Linked DNA regions of Mus musculus: region 1 is linked to region 2. Evidence: chromatin loops called from intact Hi-C (ENCODE). Cell type or tissue: left cerebral cortex. All regions are shown on one strand. Each heading gives the region's core, and the rest is flanking DNA. Links, peaks and the distances in the headings are about the cores only. Region 1 has its middle 200 kb from the start of Gm34052. Region 2 has its middle 87 kb from the start of Gm26327.

Region 1 (9,517 bases), core at 565-8,564, 350 kb before region 2:
TTCCACAGAAGGAATTAAATTGAAACCCAAGTGTCAACAGCCACACACATTTTTTTCTTCTTTCCTCTTTTTTAATTTTCTTGATAGAGAATGTCACCATGGCTCCTGTTATGAAATATAATACAGTGGGGTACCTGGCAGGCCCATGCCAAGCTGTCCTCCAGAGATCACACCATGCCATGTCACACAACAGACCTGGCATAAAGAAGGCTTATTTGGGGGAAAGAAAGGGAGAGAGGGCTTGGATAAGGGGTAGAGTCAGACAGATGGAAGCAGAGCCATGAGGGCAGAGAAGGACAGAAAGAAGAGCAGAAATGGGGAGAAAGAGAGCAGACGGAAGCATGTGAGAAACAAGAGAGAAAAGAAAAGAGAGAGAACTGGAGTGGCAAGCAGTCCTTTTACCCCACCCACATCTGACAGTGGCAGGTAACGGCAGCAGGTGATGACCTAAGCCATTGATAGGTCCCTGGGAGGAGCCTGGTGCAATCGGCTCTAAGCCAACATAGCCCACACTGGCCTTAGAAATGGAATTAGAAGTGTCTAACGATAGAGACAGCAGAGTGACATGACCAGGACGTAGAATTTGTAGCCCTCCTGTCTATGTCTCTCAGTTTCTGGGACTATGTGTTTGTGCCACTTTACCCTACGCATGTCACTGTACAGAGATGGTTATGTTGTGGAATTAGAGGATGGTGATAGTCATTTGGCTTGTGAATATATCAAAGGTCACTGAATAGCACCTCTGAACATTTTAAATACTTAAGAATATTATAATTTTTAACATTTACATTCAATCATCTGTGCTCATTCAATCAGTCCAAACATCTCTGAAAGGAATATTCATCCTAACCTTCAGAGTCTGAAGCATTTCTTTGGGCACAGAAGCCCTCACAAATACATGTGAAGGCTTAAAAGGAAGGCATTCTCATTGGTCACCAAGGTCTACAAGACATGTTGTGCTTTTAGACAGTCTATGGGGGCCCAGCAAACCCCTGAAGCATCTAGGAAGACTGAAAAACAGGAAGAGAATGACACATAACTGCCGAAGGCTAAACTGGACATTTCAGCTATGGACAGAACATAGGAGAATAGAGAAGATCCACACAGACACCAAGAGCTTGACCTAAGCTACTGAGGGATGCCCTGTGCTGTGGTAAACCTGGCAACAACTATTGGAAACATTGCAGCATCCATTCAAATCTTTATGAGAGCCAGTTCTTTTAAATAAACCTTTATGTACAACAAACAGCCTGCTTCAGACCAGTAAGACATACTTAAAATCGAGGAGTCCATCTACTCCTCTTTGCTTTTTAGTATGCCCCAGATTAAAAAGACCATTGGAAGTGATTTTATTGAATTTCTTGAGACACAGTCTCTATGTGACCTGAGTTGGCCTCAAATTCAAGATAACCCCCTGAGATCCCAGGTGCCGCCACCACCACCACCATCACCACCAAGCTTAGCCCCAAGTGGAGTTTAGTTAACACTGAGATTAGAAATGTCCAGCCTGGCCGGGCATGGTGGCGCAGGCCTTTAATCCCAGCACTTGGGAGGCAGAGGCAGGAGGATTTCTGAGTTCGAAGCCAGACTGATCTACAGAGTGAGTTCCAGGACAGCCAGGGCTACACAGAGAAACGCTGTCAAATTTTTCATTTTCTCATTCAACCATCTCTGATCTCTCATTGAGGTGTCCATCTCTTTATTCTGAGTCATGTGTCCTTTAAACATTCTGCAGACATAGGACCTTCTTTTCTCAGGTTGTATTTTGCCAAAGATAGTCTGTCAACAATTTACATTTTTAGTTTCTAAACAGTCTCTTTAGAAGATGAAAGTTTTCATTTGGAGAACTCAAATGTATTATTCTTTTGCTATCACAGTCAGTGTACTTTGTGTTCTAATGGATCTCTGCCCAGCCCAAGGGATTTGTTTTCCTTGTGTTCCAGAACGTTAGAGTTTTGTTTTTAACTGTGAGGCCCAGGAAGCCTTAACACTTAAGTCTGTGGCTCATTTTAAGATGATTTTTCTATGTGGTGTGAAGAAAGGATGGAGACTCCTGTTTACCTATATGATTGCTTACTGTCACTGCTCCATTTATTAAAAAGACACTGCTTTCCCCATTAAAGTAACTTCAAATTCTAATCAATTGATGAGATGTATATATACACTTCTATGTTTGGTGCTCCATTGATCTATAGGCTAGCCATACACCAGAACTACATTCTACTGACTGCTCATGCATTAAAATATCTGTTGAAATCTCACAGCAACAGAAGCCCTCTCCTAGCCTTCACCACACAGCAGTCCTCCCTCCCTTACTTACCTAGAGCTTGGGTATATATGCAGTTCACAGCTCAGAACCATTTAGGAAACATGACCAAGAAGTTTTATTGTGTTTTATTTGCATTGCATTGAAATACAACCAGAAGACACTTGTATTTTAAAGCATTGGAGTATCTCATTCAGACTTCTTCAATTATTTAATCAGCTCTTTCATTTCTCTAAACAATTGTTGGTAGTTCTGAGTGTAATTGTTTAGTTTAGGTTTTTTTTTTTTTAAATGTGTAATTTTCTGATGTCTCGTATCATTTGGTGGTATTCTTAAGGAAATTTTAACATAATTTAAAATGTTTTTTATTTATATTTTCTTTTTTATTATCGATTTTTATTAATTATGAGAATTTTATACAGTGTATTTAGATCATATTCACACTCCAAGCAATAGTTCTTAGAGCAGTATCCCAGACTTTTCCCAGATCTATTCTCAGCTCCTCGACCACTCAACTGCTCTCTGTCTCTGCCTGTCTCTGTCTCTCTGTCTCTTTCTCTCCATCCTCCCTTCCCTCCATATTTAAAAGCCCATCAGCATCAATTTGTGCTACCCATATGCTCCTGGGTGTGAGTCCATCCACTGTTCTATGCTAAGTTTTCTTTATTTTTAAATTTCCGTGATTATTATGTTTTTGAGACCCCGTCTAACTTTGTAGTCCCGGCTTGCCTGGAACTCACTATGTAGCTCAAGCAGGCCTTTAACTGGTGGCCAGCTTTATGGCTTTATGACCCAGGATTATGGCGTTTTCCTTATGTTCAAACATTTTCAAATATTTGTAAATATTTTCTAGTTCTACTTTTGTCTTTTCTTCCTTGTTTACTAAACATAAGTAGTTTAGCCTTTAATTACTCAAGTATAGATACCTTTTAATTACTAATTTCTGATTTAACTTCACTGTGAAATGTAGGTGTGTATAGCTTTAAAGCTTTTCAGTGCCGTCTACTCCCCCAGTAGTGGACAAGTTTCCTTTCTCAGAGCATCAATGATAGCTAAGATTGTTGGACATATTAAAAAGCATTTCTTGGCTATTTGTGTTTCTTCTTTTGAGAGCTGTCTGTCCGTTTCACTAACCCACTTATTGGCTGCCAGCTCTGCGGTTTTGTTGCTCAGTTAAATGGCAGACATCAATCGTAGACTTTCTTAGCTGAGTATCTCACCAGACCATGAAATTAATAAAGAAAATAAAAACTTGAAAAAATAATAAAGTAAAATAAAAACGGGACAAACTATGAGCTAGCAAGCAAAGCCCCTTGGTCTTAGAATGGTCTGAAGTTATCTTGGCACCTTACACTATGAGAGGCTAACGTCCTGAAGAGCTTAAATGCTTTTCTGTAAAGTCAGTCTCAGTCTACTACTGAGACGCTGAATCTCACAGAACTGCCTCCAGTTCCACAACAGACTTTGACGCAGTTTTTCCTGGGACTTGGAGAGGGCTTATCTGCAGCCCATTAGCTGTAATGTGTGCTTCCCCTGCCAAGTGATGGTCTAATTTATCCTCACGACCCAGTATCTGATGGATATCACATTTGTGGAGAAAGAAACACAAATCTGTTTCCTACTTAAAACATGGGATTTTTTTTTTGTAACGACCAATAAAATATTTAGTTTTTATCTGTACGGGAAAATAGCTACTGCTAATTGGAAAAGGGCTAGTGACTTAGTTAATTCAAAATGACTTAAGCATATCTAGACAGTTTCTTTAGAGAGGCACATTTGCTTAGTGTCACAGGCTCCTGTTCTAAAAACATCAATATTTCATTTACTAGAATCATTAAAACCAGTGTACTGATCACATCTCTGAGGCAGCCAGGCAGAGAGATAAGCATCTAGAACTTCCCTGAATAGACACCACCCACCATACTCGCCCTGGAAACGGAGTGTAGTGAATTATTTTCTCAAATCAAATATACTTTTGTCAGGAGTCATAGTTGGGGGAAAGAGAAGATTCTAGACTCAAGCTTATTGGTTGAAAGCTGAACATGATCTACCCCACTTTAGCATGAGCTAAGAATTATATTTTGAGTGTGTCTGTCAGATGTTTCTGAGGCATCATCTATTAAAACAATAATAATGATTATTATAATATCGTCTCCTCATCTTCCTCCTCCTCCTCTTCTTCTTCCTCCCCCTCCTCCTCCTCCTTCTCTTCCTCTTTCCAAGCAATACTAAAACATGGTTCTGAAAGCCCTGATTTTCAAATACATAAAAGTGGAAGAGCAGAAATGGTGAAGAATTTGGCACACTCGGAAATTAAACAACCATGCCCTCAGGCCTCAGCCAAATTCCAGAGCTCTGACCCATCTGCAGCTTTGTCTCTTCTGTCATCTGATGTCTGCATGTCCTGTGTGTCACTCCTGCTGTGCATTCCTCCTACATGAGCATATCCCTTGCCACTTGGATCTGAACAGATGACTACACGGTTTTTGTCCCATGTCCTTCATTCTGTTACTATCTGGGATGTTTGACCCATTTCCTGATATCCTGTTTATATCCTGTTTGTGCCAGGGAAATATGTCTATATATCTGGTCTCCTCCTGTTGGTTCCTTATGATTAGAGAACACATAATCACTGTGGAGTACATGAAACCATTTTTATAATAGAGCACATACTCTTTTACAAATGTATTATTACATTTATTTATTTATTTATTTATTTATTTATTTGGGGAGGGGGTTTACACGTGTGCCAAGCATGTTTAGGCAATTCAGAGGAAACCTTTTGGGAGATATTGCTCTCCTCCCACCAGGTGGGTACCAGGGATTAAACTCAGAGTGTTAGGTTTGGCTACTTTTAACTACAGAGCCATGTTGGTTATATCACAAGCTCTTTCACTCACATGCACATTTTTATTATACTTCTGATTACTTATATAATGACTTTACCATGAAAAAGACACTTCCTTAAATATTAAGTAGGAAATGTGTTTAAGTTCTAATAAAACTTGGTTCTGAGTATCAAAATAAAATTCATACTCACAATTATATCCAACTTTTCTTTCTATACTGGGCATCAAAACCAAGTCATACAGTTTATTAAGCAAGTAGTCTATACCAGCATTTCTATTTTTTGTTCATTTGTTGTTAGTTTTGATCTGCTTTTGTTTGCCTTGTGTCTGAGACAAAGTCTTGATCTGTAGCTCAGACTGGCCTGCCTGGGTTGATTGATATCTACTACTTCAGACTCTTATGTACTTCCCACCATCTGTCTAATGATATTCCAAAATGTTATCTGTTGATGTTGCTGATTTTTAATAGATATAAAATCCTGTTTCGATGCTTTATTACCAATCTCACGGTGCAAGTTTTTCTAACACACACACACATGTGCGTGTGTGCATGTAAACCCTCTAAAACAGTGGTTCTCAGTCTGTGGGCCATGACCCTTCTTGGAAGTCAAGTGACCTTTTCACAGGGGTCACATATTAGATGTCTTGCATATCAGATATTTATATTACAATTCATAACAATAGCAAAATTACAATTTTGAAGTAGCAATGAAAATAATTTTGTGGTTTGGAGGTAGCACAACTTGAGGTATTAATGGGTCTCGGCATTAGAAAGGTTGAGAGCCACTACCCTCAAAGAATGTAAGTACAGTGGATGAAATTTTAGTCATTTGAATGATCTTGAATGTTTCTGGCTTTATTGCATCAGTAGTTTTTATCTAATGATTAAGTACCAATGTACCCTCAGGAAGAGTTGCTGAAATTAGTCAAGCATACATATCAAATTTTACATAATGTATTCTCATAAACTTCTAAACTTTTAAGGAATATAAGCAGTGATGGCATGCGTGAGCATCTGCCACCTCCTGCTGCCCTTCCTGAAGCAGGCAGTGCCTCTGCAGTCTTTAGAAATTTGCCTGCCCAATTATCTGTAGGCACACACTTTATGGTCTTATTTTTCCCTAAATATCACAGTAAACCAAGAGATTTGTTTCTTTTTTTAGTCAACTAAAGATTTCATTTTTTAAAATGAGTTTTTCATTATTTTAATAAAAGATTTTTCTTTTTCAGATAAGGATATAATGCAGTATTATATATACTAGGGAAGTGCTTTGCTCCTGAGCTAAGTCCCTAGTTCCTGGTTTTGTAGGAACGACATTATGTAGCAAAGGCTGGCCTCAAACTCAAAATCTTTCTGCCTCAACCTCCCAAGAGATGAAGGGATTAGAAGTGTGTCACAAATCCTACATTAAAATGCACTCTTTAAAATGACAGTCTGAGGGACTGAGGAGGGAGGTCAGAGGCGAAGAGCACAGACTGCTCTTACAGAGGGCTGGAGTTTCCCCTACCATGTTCAGTAGTTCAGGATGGCCTGTAACCATAGGTCCAAATGACCCTGATGTCGTCTTCTGGCATCTACAAGCCCCTGCATGCACTTTGGTGGTAGTGGTAGGGGGTAGGGCACACATGTAAACACAAAGATACACACATAATTAAGGTTTCTTTTTTATTATTTAAATGCCAATTTGTGTTTCTGCAACACTCAAGATTAGTGCAGTCTTAGTAGGTTGTCTTATCATAGCTTTTGCAAACCCACACATTCAAAAAAAAGTTATGAAAGAAAAACAGACTCGAGGTGTTTTAATGAATACTCAGTTATGATACTGATAATCTCTTAGCTATCCAAATTCAATGATTAACTGAAATTTTGAATAAGAGGTTTGAACGGTCTCAATAAATTAGGACTTAAATTATCCCCATTTTCATCCAAATTATTTTGTTTTTATTTGTGAGGATTTCTTTCATGTTTAGCTGATTTAAATGGAAGGGTTTGTAGTCAGAAAGAATAATCTGTTAATTCATTTTTCCATTCAAATGAAGATAAAGTCATTTTTCAAAATATAAATATCAGCTTAGCAGAATTCAGACTTGTTAGCCCTTCATGCTTGAAGACTATCAGTGTTTGCAAAAAAGATCACTGAATTGTGGTGCACAATGGCAGTGAACTACAAATTTCTCTGGCAAAGGTAATTTTAACACATAAATGAGAACAAATAGTGTGAATTATGAGGAAATCCTGGAAGAACAGCTCTAGTCACAAAAAAATAGGTCCTACATGTTTATAGAAAACATGTCAACCAGGGAAAGGAGTCTTCCATATCTGAAATCAACTGCAAGGATACAGGGCTGGTAAGCACCAACATGGATATGATGAGAGAAGCACGGGTGTGCTGTCTCCCTACAGGAACTTAGTCTCATTCTTGGTCCAGATTTTTTCTTCACCTTTTCAGTCTGATAGATATTCCCTGTATTAGTTATTTGTTGTTGTTGTTGTTGTTGTTGTTGTTGCTATAATAGAATACTCTGGCAAAAGCAATTTAGAGGAAAAGGTACATTTTCCTTGAAGTTCCAGAGGTGTATAGTTCATCTTGACAGAGGAGACAAAACAATAGGCAGGGAAAACGTGGCGACAGGACAGGAAGCTGTCTGTTCACATTTTTTTTATCACCACACAGGAAGCAGAAAGTGATAGAGAACAAAATTGAGCCAAACTTAGAAACCAACAAAGCTGCCCTTGGTGATGTAATTCCTTCAGCAAGATTTCACCTCCTAAAGGTTCCATAAGCTCCCTACGTAGCACCACCAACTGGTGACTAAGTTCAATTACATGTGCCCATCGGGGAGGCAGAGGCAGGCAAATTTCTGAGTTCGAGGCCAGCCTGGTCTACAGAGTGAGTTCCAGGACAGCCAGGGCTAAACAGAGAAACCCTGTCAAAAACAAAAACAAAAACAGAAACAGAAACAGAAACAGAAACAGAAACAGAAACAGAAACAGAAACAGAAACAGAAACAGAAACAGAAACAGAAACAGAAACAGAAACAGAAACAGAAGCAGAAGCAGAAGCAGAAGCAGAAGCAGAAGCAGAAGCAGAAGCAGACGCAGACGCAGACGCAGAAGCAAACGCAAACACAAACACAAACACAAACAAACAAACAAAACCTTTCTCATACGTTCCACCAAATCCTCACTCTTCAAAGCAAGGCACTGTCTGTCACTTCTTACTGAACCCAGCACCTCACAATTGAAAACTCTGGATTACAGAACAGTAATTCTGAGCTGTTGACCACAGTAAAGGTTTCTCCAGTTCACATGTGTGCATGGAAGTGAGAGCCCGAGGCTAAACCTCACAGAAACCATTAGATAAAACGAGCAACATTCACAAAAGTGGGAATCCCAGTGACACGAGGGTTTTCGTGGAGGTGCATAGTTTTCCTTCTTTCTTCTTCTTTTTTTTTTCCATTTTTTATTAGGTATTTAACTCATTTACATTTCCAATGCTATACCAAAAGTCCCCCATATCCACCCACCCCCACTCCCCTGCCCACCCACTCCCCCTTTTTGGCCCTGGTGTTCCCCTGTACTGGGGCATATAAAGTTTGCAAGTCCAATGGGCCTCTCTTTCCAGTGATGGCCGACTAGGCCATCTTTTGATACATATGCAGCTAGAGTCAAGAGCTCCGGGGTACTGGTTAGTTCATAATGTTGTTCCACCTATAGGGTTGCAGATCCCTTTAGCTCCTTGGCTACTTTCTCTAGCTCCTCCATTGGGAGCCCTGTGATCCATCCATTAGCTGACTGTGAGCATCCACTTCTGTGTTTGCTAGGCCCCGGCATAGTCTCACAAGAGACAGCTATATCTGGGTCCTTTCAATAAAATCTTGCTAGTGTATGCAATGGTGTCAGCGTTTGGATGCTGATTATGGTCCTTCTTTCTTCTTTGGGTAGTTTTTTTTTTTTTTATTTTGTTTTTTAGATATATAAGGCTGCCTGCAATATAGTACCTAACCCAGGATAGCCTCAAGTCTGAGGACTTCAGATCTCAGTCCCTTTGCAAAGTGCCAGGGTTATGGGCAGTGCCACCATATATTGCCTCAGACTAATGTTAGCTGAGCCCATTTCGCCTGACTTCACTGTCCCCAAGGAATATATTCTTTGGCTGAATCCATCAAAGCACAATAAAGGACCACTATGAACAGCTTCCCTTCACAGCCAAGTAGACATGTCTGTCTATTGTGTTAAATCCCGAAAGGTGAGGTGGTTTTTTTTTTTTTAATTGATTGTGCTTCATGCAGGTTCCTGGATCCTTACCAAGCCTCCTGCCTCTTGACCACAGACACAGTTAATAACCCCTGCAGGTCATGCAGCGTCCCTGCAATTGTCACCTGAGCAGCATGAGGGGGC
Region 2 (9,517 bases), core at 1,067-9,066:
CCTGCAAATGCCACAATTTTACTCCTTGTGACTTCAAACAAAACAAAACCACCCTTGTGTGTATTTGCCCCCCCCCCCCAATCTGTGGATGGACACATTCATTTGTAAAGTAACAGTTGACTTTCAATGAAGGTATCCTTTAGCCGCAGCCCTATGCCCAGTCCCCTCTTCCTGTTTCAGCAATAACCATCCTTTTCAAATCAGTGTACACTCCTGGACGTTTTTTTTTTCTCTATGCATTTACTTGAATTCACTCTTTTATTTTCTTCGTTTTCTTTCATAGAAATGAAAATGTCTTTGAAATGAAATTTCAAAAATGAAAACTATTCTTTCAGTCTTACAGCCTTCTTTGTTTTCTACCATTTATCTTAATGATAACTTTGTCGTTATTTAGCATTATACGTTTAATGAATCGTGTGTTAACAAACATTTGCCTTTCCCAATTTTTTATGATCTCAAACAACACAACCTTCTGTACACCCTTCCGAAGGAACGAATGCTTGTCTAGACTAGATATGGACAGGCGAAATGGTTGGATCATGGGGATCAGACATTAATCTTAATGTACTTTATGGTTTGAATATTGAATGTTCCCACAAGTTCATGTGTTTACAGCTTGGTACCAACAGGAAGAATTATCTGCAAATGTAAATGAAAACCTTAGAAAGTAAGCCCTAGCCCGGTGACTCATGGGATCAATCACTGGAGGCATGTCTTTAAAGGTTACAAAAAGTTACAGTTGTTTTCTAGTCCCTACCCCTTTCTGCCCCACCTCAACCAGGAGAGGAATAAGCCTCCCAGCTGTGTGCCTCCCAGCTGTGTGCTTCCACAGCCAAGTGAGTTGCTCCTTCCAAAGACACAACACCTAGCAGCTATGGTCTGAACCCCCTGGAACTGTGAGTCAGGATAGAATTTTCCTCCCCACACTGTTCTCTCAGGTATTTGGTCACAGAGATTATCACCCTGCCTAGATTTGTCCTCTGACAGCACAATATAAGCATGCATGGTCTCCTGTGGATGTTTGCAGGGTCATATCTTTCTTCCAAACTTATTTAAAAATGTTCCTCTAACTCCCACCAGGCAGATTATGGTCATCTTAGCTAAGGTCACCAACGCTGTGATAGAAGACCGGCCATGAGGAAAGGGTTTATTTGCCTTACAGGTTATAGTCCAACATCAAGGGAAGCCAGGGCTGAAGCAGAGACTATGGAGGAATGCTGCTCACTGGCTTGCTCCTCGTGGCTTTCTCCCACTTTTTTTTTTTCATTTTACTTTCTTCCATTTTTTTAAATTAGGTATTTCTTCATCTACATTTCAAATGCTATCCCAAAAGTCCCCCATACCCCCCCCACTCCCCTACCACCCATTCCCACTTCTTGGCCCTGGCATTCCCCTGTACTGGGGCATATAAAGTTTGCAAGACCAAGGGGGCTCTCTTCCCAATGATGGCCAACTAGGCCATCTTCTGCTACATATGCAGCTAGAGACACGACCTCCAGGGGTACTGGTTAGTTCATACTGTTGTTCCACCTATAGGGTTACAGACCCCTTTAGCTCCTTGGGTACTTTCTCTAGCTCCTCCATTGGGGGCCCTGTGTTCCATCCAATAGATGACTGTGAGCATCCACTTCTGTGTTTGCCAGGCACCGGCATAGCCTCACAAGAGACAACTATATCAGGGTCCTTTCAGCAAAATCTTGCTGGCATATGCAACGGTGTCAGCGTTTGGAGGCTGATTATGGGATGTATCCCCGGGTGTGGCAGGCTCTAGATGGTCCATCCTTTCATCTCATCTCCAAACTTTGTCTCTGTAACTCTTTCCATGGGTGTTTTGTTCCCAATTCTAAGAAGGGGCAAAGTGCCCACACTTTGGTCTTCGTTCTTCTTGAGTTTCATGTGTTTTGCAAGTTGTATCTTGTATTCTTGGGTATCTGGGCTAATATCCACTTATCAGTGAATACATATCATTTGAGTTCTTTTGTGATTGGGTTACCTCACTCAGGATGATGCCCTCCAGGTCCATCCATTTGCCTAGGAATTTCATAAATTCATTCTTTTTAATAGATGAGTAGTACTCCATTGTGTAAATGTACCACATTTTCTGTATCCATTCCTCTGTTGAGGGACATCTGGGTTCTTCCCAGCTTCTGGCTATTATAAATAAGGCTGCTATGAACATAGTGGGACATCTTCTGGATATATGCCCAGGAGAGGTATTGCGGGATCCTCTGGTAGTACTATGTACAATTTTCTGAGGAACCGCCAGACTGATTTCCAGAGTGGTTGTACAAGCTTGCAATCCCACCAACAATGGAGGAGTGTTCCTCTTTCTCCACATCCTTGCCAGCATCTGCTGTTATCTGAATTTTTGATCTTAGCCATTCTGACTGGTGTGAGGTGGAATCTCAGGGTTGTTTTGATTTGCATTTCCTGTTAGGAGCGGGTGTGGCGGCAGTCCCAAAGGCGCCAGGGACTGTAGCTAAGTCGTATGACTTGCACCTGACTTCCTCATATAAGCCGCAAACATCTTGAGAGCTGTGCAGGTGCACCAGGATACCGGAGAATCCAGTTTGATGGAGATATGCCCCTGCTGCCCTGATTAGCTGAAGCTGCGTGCCTGGTGAGGCGGCATGGCCTGCTGTGCATGGATGAGAGTATAAAAGGAGTGAGAGGCCCAGGGTTCGGGGCAGATATAAACAAGAAGAATCAGGACTGAATAAACTGCTGTTAGAAGGACTGGTGGTCGTGTCGTTCTTGCTGGTCGAGAGCGGACGCGACAATTTCCCTGATGATTAAGGATGCTGAACATTTTTTCAGGTGCTTCTCAGCCATTTGGTATTCCTCAGGTGAGAATTCTTTGTTCAGCTCTGAGCCCCATTGTTAATGGGGTTATTTGATTTTCTAGAGACCACCTTCTTGAGTTCTTTATATATATTGGATATTAGTCCCCTATCTGATTTAGGATTGGTAAAGATCCTTTCCCAATCTGTTGGTGGCCTTTTTGTCTTATTGACAGTGTCTTTTGCCTTACAGAAGCTTTGCAATTTTATGAGGTCCCATTTGTCGATTCTCAATCTTACAGCACAAGCCATTGCTGTTCTATTCAGGAATTTTTATCTTCGAGGCTTTTCCCCACTTTCTCCTCTATAAGTTTCAGTGTCTCTGGTTTTATGTGGAGTTCCTTGATCCACTTAGATTTCAGACTATTCTTTCTTTACTACCCAGGGTCATCTACCCAAGGTAGCACAACCTACAATGGCCTGAACCTTTTCACACCAATCATTTATCAAGAAAATGCCCTACAGACTTGACTACAATCAATCCAATGGAGCCATTTTCTCAATGGACGCTCCTCTTCTCTATTTCTACATTGTGTCAAAAGTATATCAGCCAGGTATGACAGTGCCAGTCTTTAGTGGCAGTACATAGGAGGCAGAGGCAGGCAGATCTTGGTGAGTTTGAGGCCAGCTTGGACTATATCGTAGGTTCCAGGACAGGTAGAGCTATAGAATGACTCTCTCTCTCTCTCTCTCTCTCTCTCTCTCTCTCTCTCTCTCTCTCTCTCTCTCTCTCTCTCTCTCCACCCACCCCCCCGAGAAGTTTAAGAAAATGAGTGCTCATGGTTAAGTGGATGGAGTCCTTGCTGAACAGGACAGATGCCATCTAACCTTTTAAGGTTCCTCCCAGCACCAGCACATGGTCATGGCCTCTCCAGGAACACTCTCCACCCATGCGTGAGAGAGTAGAGTGCCAGAAAAAACAAAAACAAAAACAGAAGTTGGGGACTGGTCCTAGACATGTTACCTTGAATACAGCTCCCCACCACATCCTGGTTTCCCAGTCATACGACCATCATAAGACGTGGCACAACCAAGACTCCCCTGGTTCTGGTGCCTTTATGTCTACCCCACTTAGCCTAAACCTAAAAGGATAGAGCAAAGGCTTTGCTTATCATTACAGTCACAAAAATCCATACCAAGACACACTTAAGGACTACAGTATCTGGTCACAGAGCACAGAGCAGCTAAGTCCTTACTGCATAGCTTGGCTCTGCCAGCACAGTACATAACCAGGAAGCCTCAAGGCTTTCAACTGTGACCCCATGGGGAAGGGAACCAGAGCTCTCTGGACAGGGGGCTGGTGGAGACCTGTGCTCACTGTGAACTCAGCACAGGACTGTCACACACTGGACTCAGCTGGGAAGATGTTGAGGCCCCAGGAGTCCATACCACACCTATTGGGATAAGGCTCAAGGTCTTGGACTCTTAAAGCCTCCACCCACCCCAGAGATTCTGAAGTGGATAGAAGGGTAAGGAACGCTACCCCAGGGCAACCTCAGGTGCAGATTTTGATGTTCTGAAATTTGGGAATTCTCTTTCCTTGTAACTTAGCATGAACATTTAAAAAGACTGACAGAAAGATGAGCGGTAACATACCGAGGCACATTCAAAAATTAAAAGTACACAAGATAAAGACAACTTGAGGCCCAGAACCTGAACCTAAAAGCCAAGACACAGGTGAAAGATACTAGGCTATGTTGCTCCTTGGGAAAGGAAAATGTACGCTAGGATTTAAAGACATTGCTACACAAGGCAGTTTTAAGGTTGGATGTAATATTTAACTCTAAGAATTCTCATTTTGTCCCTTGTTCAGCAAGGCTGAGGGACCTGTGAGTATCAAAAAATAAAAAATAAATAAAAAACAAAAAACAAAAACGGATTAAGCCTCCTACCCAGTTGGATTTGCAGACAGTGGGCTTCAACGAGGTTCAAATGTGCTCCCAGACAACCCATTAAAGAACGTTCTGATTAAAGAGAGCATGGAATTTAAATGGTGAGATGGGCTGACTCTATGAAGACTCTCCTTGGGTCTGACTTTTCAGCCAGACCCAAGAAATCCACCCCCAACCTCTCTGTCTTCTATTTCAGGGTGAGAAGAGCTGGGCCTCTGGCTGTGAGGTCTAATTACCTATCCTGCTGGGGCTTCCTGCTGCCTGCTGGGCGCCCAAATACCCCTTGGTTGTAGCTTACTGCTTCGAAACACTGAAAGTAAAAGTCTGGAAGATCCTCTCCTCTGCCTGTTCACTCCCAAGTATTTATCAAACCCATTTCCTAGGAGGAAGCAAGTGGGAGATGATACCCCCTCTCCCAGACTCTGCAAAGCCCATAAAGTCCCCTTTCCTGTGAACAGAGTTCTTCTTAGTCTAGAGTCTCATGTTCGAGGTAAAGCTCTCCTGAAGTAAATTCTTACCTCTCACTCTGAAAACGTGGAAACCAGGGCAAATTCAGATAAGATGCTGGCTGTCGACTGCTGTCTGAACTCACAACTCATATCCTCATTCTGCACTCAGAAACCGAGAAGATTTTGATGGCAAGTGACACTATGCCTTGCACTAGCTCTGTGGCAGCCAGAGTGCCCACTGACACAGTTCCACAGTTCCACAGTCGACGCCTCACTGAAGCTCATCAGAGCTCTACTCCAAGGTGCTTCTGGGCAGCCCAGTCACTCAGAAGATGCCATAGGGCAGGCAAGGTCAGGCTCAGCAGACTTGATAGGCTTCTCTGCGGCAATTCTTTTCCTATTTTATATGTTGAACTGTGTACCCTCTGTTCAGATACCTATTCATATCGAGTGGATTTTGCATCCTTCAAAATATTCTTGGAAATGTCAGCACGCTTCTTCTACAATACCTTGTGCTAAGACAAAAGCTTGTGGCACCACTAACTGGTAAGCCAGCTTAGTGTAAATAAGAGGGGAGAAACACATCCCTTCCCCAGCGACACATTTTCACTCCAACTGTTGAAAAGAAAAAAAAAAAAAATCTAATGCAGACTTTACTGGGACAAAGGATTCCACGAAGTTACATGGAACTTTATTGCCATCTACTGGAATGCTTTTGAATGGTACCACACTGCTATGCAGACAGAGCTTCTGTGGGTTCCCAGGGCTCCTTGTGGACTTGATAGGGTTAAGAAATGTGGGCGGGGCAGCGGGGGTGGGGTGGGTGGTGGGTGGGGAGGATGGTAGTGAGCATGCCTTTAGGTGTGACTGAGAGGACATTTCAAGAGCCCATTAGATGATCAGGACTTTGGTATATTCACAACTTAATGATTTGTTTGTTAGTTTGTTGAATGGCAGTTAGAGGTGAGACCTAATTGGAGGAGGCAGTTCACCCAGGTTGGGTTCTTTGGGCTATGTAACAAATATCAAGAATGAGTCTTACCATAACAATACGTTTAGGACAAGTAGTTCTAATAGTCTTATCTGTTTATCCAGTAAAACCTTTCATTTACTCAAAGCCCCACTTCCGTATTCTAGGACTGCGTTGCTTCCTTTTCCCTTCCTCTTCATTTCCTATGCAACAATTCTTTCCAACGTAGCCGAATGAATAAGATTGTGAGGCTGGACCCTAGCCGATGAAGGAAAAACTTAATTCAAATCAAAAGACAGTCACCACCTTCCTTAGAATAAAACCCAAGTTCCGGTCTTGGGGAGTTCCCTCTTGTGCTAGAGTGAAGTTTGCCTTTTCCAGACACTTCATTTGGAGTGGTGGTCTCTTTTATTAAGACCCTGGACTTACTTCTATCAGCTATATGTCTCTGTGGACTCTTGTGGTAGCCCCCCTCCCTGCTTTCTCTCTGCCGCAAAGAGTTCCTTTGCCATAAACTCCTACTTCCATGAGGTTTTGCCCAACCACCTAAGTCCTGAACCCTCTGAAACAGTGAACCAAAGCAAATCCATCCACTCTAAAGTATTTTCTCTGGACTGAGTTATTACTTTTGTGTGCACTTGTGTATGCCTGCAAGAGTTTATGTGTGTCCTGTGCCTGAGGGAAGCTGTGGAGGCTGGAAGAGTTTCTCAGGCACCTTAGAACTGGAGTTGCAGGTGGTTGAGAGACAGCTTGTGAGTGTGTGGAACTGAACCTGTGTTCCCTGCAAGAGCGGTGATCATCTGCTTAGTCCCAGGTTGTCATTTCCTTCTCCACACCTACTGTCACATCCGATTGCTCTAGTCGTTTATTTGTGTCCCTCTCAGAGGTGCATAAGGACCTGTGCATCTTGGTCACTGTTCCTAACACAGGGCAGACCAGTGCTATGCCAGCTGCCTAACATTTGGCTTTGCCAAATGAGTGAGATGCCTCTCTGATTTTAAGTCACAGACTACATTTGCTATGAAAACTTATGCCCAATCATTCACCATAAATGGGTCCCTAGAAACTATAAATAGTGTGTCTTACCACTACCCAACCTCCAGCATTTATATTAGTGTCACTTTGTCACACTAACATTAAATATCTGAGAGAAATTACATAAAGGAAAGATTCATTTGGGCCAAGGGGGTGGTGGCTAGTTGGTGCCATGCATTAGAAAGAAGTTTGTGACAAATAGTAGGAATATATAGCAAAGGAGTGCCATTCACTAAGTGGCTAGCCAGGAGTCTGACAGGGAAATAAGAATGCTTCAAAGATATGGGAACAGTCCAGGTATATATTCCCAAGGATTCACCCTCAGAATCTTACTTCCTCTAGCTTGACCCTATTCCCTAAGTTGCCTAGAACCTACTAAGATAGCACAGCCAGCCAGAGGCCAAGCACTCAATATATGAGAGGGCAGAGATTCAAATTCAAATCACAGAAACAGAGGCTGGCACTAAGCCATTGTTCTCCTGAGAACTTGAACAAGGACTCCACTCATATATTCCACAGATATACCTGTGCTTTCAGCTAAATTCCCCTTCCTGACACGGCTTAGACTGAACACAGACTGAGTAGGCCATAGCTTCCTCCAAGTGGCAGTGGGGATAATTTGTCACTCCCATAGCCTGAGCTAGTGATGGAGAGATGGCCGAGAGACAGTGTAAACAAATGGACTTTGCTTGTTCACACCCAAAAGTCTAGTTTTGCTTTTTTTTTTCTTCTCCCAGGATTACAAAATAGTAAGAAGTCACAAGGTAGTGGTTACTCAAGTGGTGAATCAGCCTACCTGCAACATTTTCTCAAGCAAAACAAAAGAAAATTTTTTTGGCCTGGACAATGTGGGAAGGAATGAAGGTGATCAGGAGAGAGAGGAGTAAAGAGGGCAAGGAAAGAAAGAAGAAAGGAAAGGAGAGAGCAGGGTGGGAACCACCAATGGAGAGGCATCAAGTAAAACCCGTCCAACCCCTCTTTTAAAAACCCTGGTATTGCACCTGAGAGATGGCTCAGAGATTAAGAGCATCGACAGGTCTTACAGAGGACCCAGGTTCGATTCCCAGCACTCATGTGGTGGCTCACAAACATCTGTAACAACAGTTCCAAGGGATCTGACAGCCCCTACTGGCTTCCACTGGCACTGTACATACACAGTGCAACATACACACATGCAGGCAAACACGCATACATATAGGATAAAAATAATCATTAAAAAGCATAATATTAAACAACACTAAACTTTAATAACCTTTAAAGTGCATTTTATTTTGATGGAGGAAGCAGTATATCCTTTCATTTGGGAATAGCAACAAGACCTGAACCCCCTAAGTCTTAAAGAGAAATGACCTGAACCCCAAAACCTCTCCCTCTCCCTCTCCCTCTCCCTCTCCCTCTCCCTCTCCCTCTCCCTCTCCCTCTCCCTCTCCCTCCCCCTCCCCCTCCCCCTCCCCCTCCCCCTCCCCCTCTCCCTCTACCTCCCCCTCTCCCTCCCCCTCTCCCTCTTCCTCCCACCCCACACACATCAGGAAAAACCTGTGTGTGCCTGATCCTGGCCTGGGTAGAGACTGCAAAATGATGTAACAGAAGCTCAACTCTGGAAACTGCCAGGTCCTCATCAGAACTTTCTCCCAAGTTTCGCAGATTTCAGTTACAGCTTCTGCTGTCTGGAGTCACCCTTGAAGTTCATTTGCATAAGGCTTTTGGCCTTTTTCACTCAAGAAAATTGAGAAGACAAATGAGAGTGTCGGAAGCAAGCTTATTAAAATCTTGTGCTGCTCTGTAGCATGACACTTATTTCTACAGACACTTCTTGGGTGCTCAGTGACTTCATTTTTCTGGGACAGAAGCTCCATCCTCTGACCCTGGGAAATAAAACAAGCCCATCAGATGCACATCAAGAGAACAGTCTTAGAACTCACAATGAAACAGCTTATTATCATCACCATCACCATTATCCAACTTCATGTCCCCTTAAGCTACCATCCCTGGTAGACTGGGCTTCCAAAAGACACAAGAGTCTTTTGGGACTCTTATCCCCAAACTGACAGTGAAAATTACCTAGAAGGTGAGCCCATCACTATTAGTGGGGACTCTGGACAGGACATAGAGGAGAGCGTTCATCAAAAGAGCAGACCAACACACAGGGGCCACTATGGAGCACGCTTGGAGTTCTCACTACCTTCCTAGGGCGAGGTAGCTGGGCTGCTCATCCTCACAACCCCACGCCTCATCTCCAGCATTGGCTGCTCCAAAGCCCTTCACCCTCTCGCAGCGCTTCTGACCTGTCCCACTTTTGGGAGTGAGCAGCGGAGCACAGAGCCTGCAGGA

What was found. A loop is a pair of places that touch in the nucleus more often than their neighbours do. Peaks named below come from ENCODE experiments on the same cell type or tissue, not always from the same donor. Only the 100,000 strongest peaks of a DNase experiment are listed, where the experiment ranks them.
Region 1: a loop joins it to region 2, with 2.7 times the contacts of the local background. A loop is called at or near these places in 3 of 42 quality-filtered maps.

The regions. Positions count from the first base shown.
Region 1 is chr7:40,059,978-40,069,494 of GRCm38, reverse strand. No RefSeq gene overlaps it. Among named protein-coding and RNA genes, the nearest start is that of Gm34052, 200 kb to the right of the region's middle. In left cerebral cortex, for the core only: no CTCF peak of the experiment used is centred there; a DNase peak (open chromatin) is centred at 4,224.
Region 2 is chr7:39,712,922-39,722,438 of GRCm38, reverse strand. No RefSeq gene overlaps it. Among named protein-coding and RNA genes, the nearest start is that of Gm26327, 87 kb to the right of the region's middle. In left cerebral cortex, for the core only: a CTCF peak has its summit at 5,882 (motif pointing left); DNase peaks (open chromatin) are centred at 5,520 and 5,865.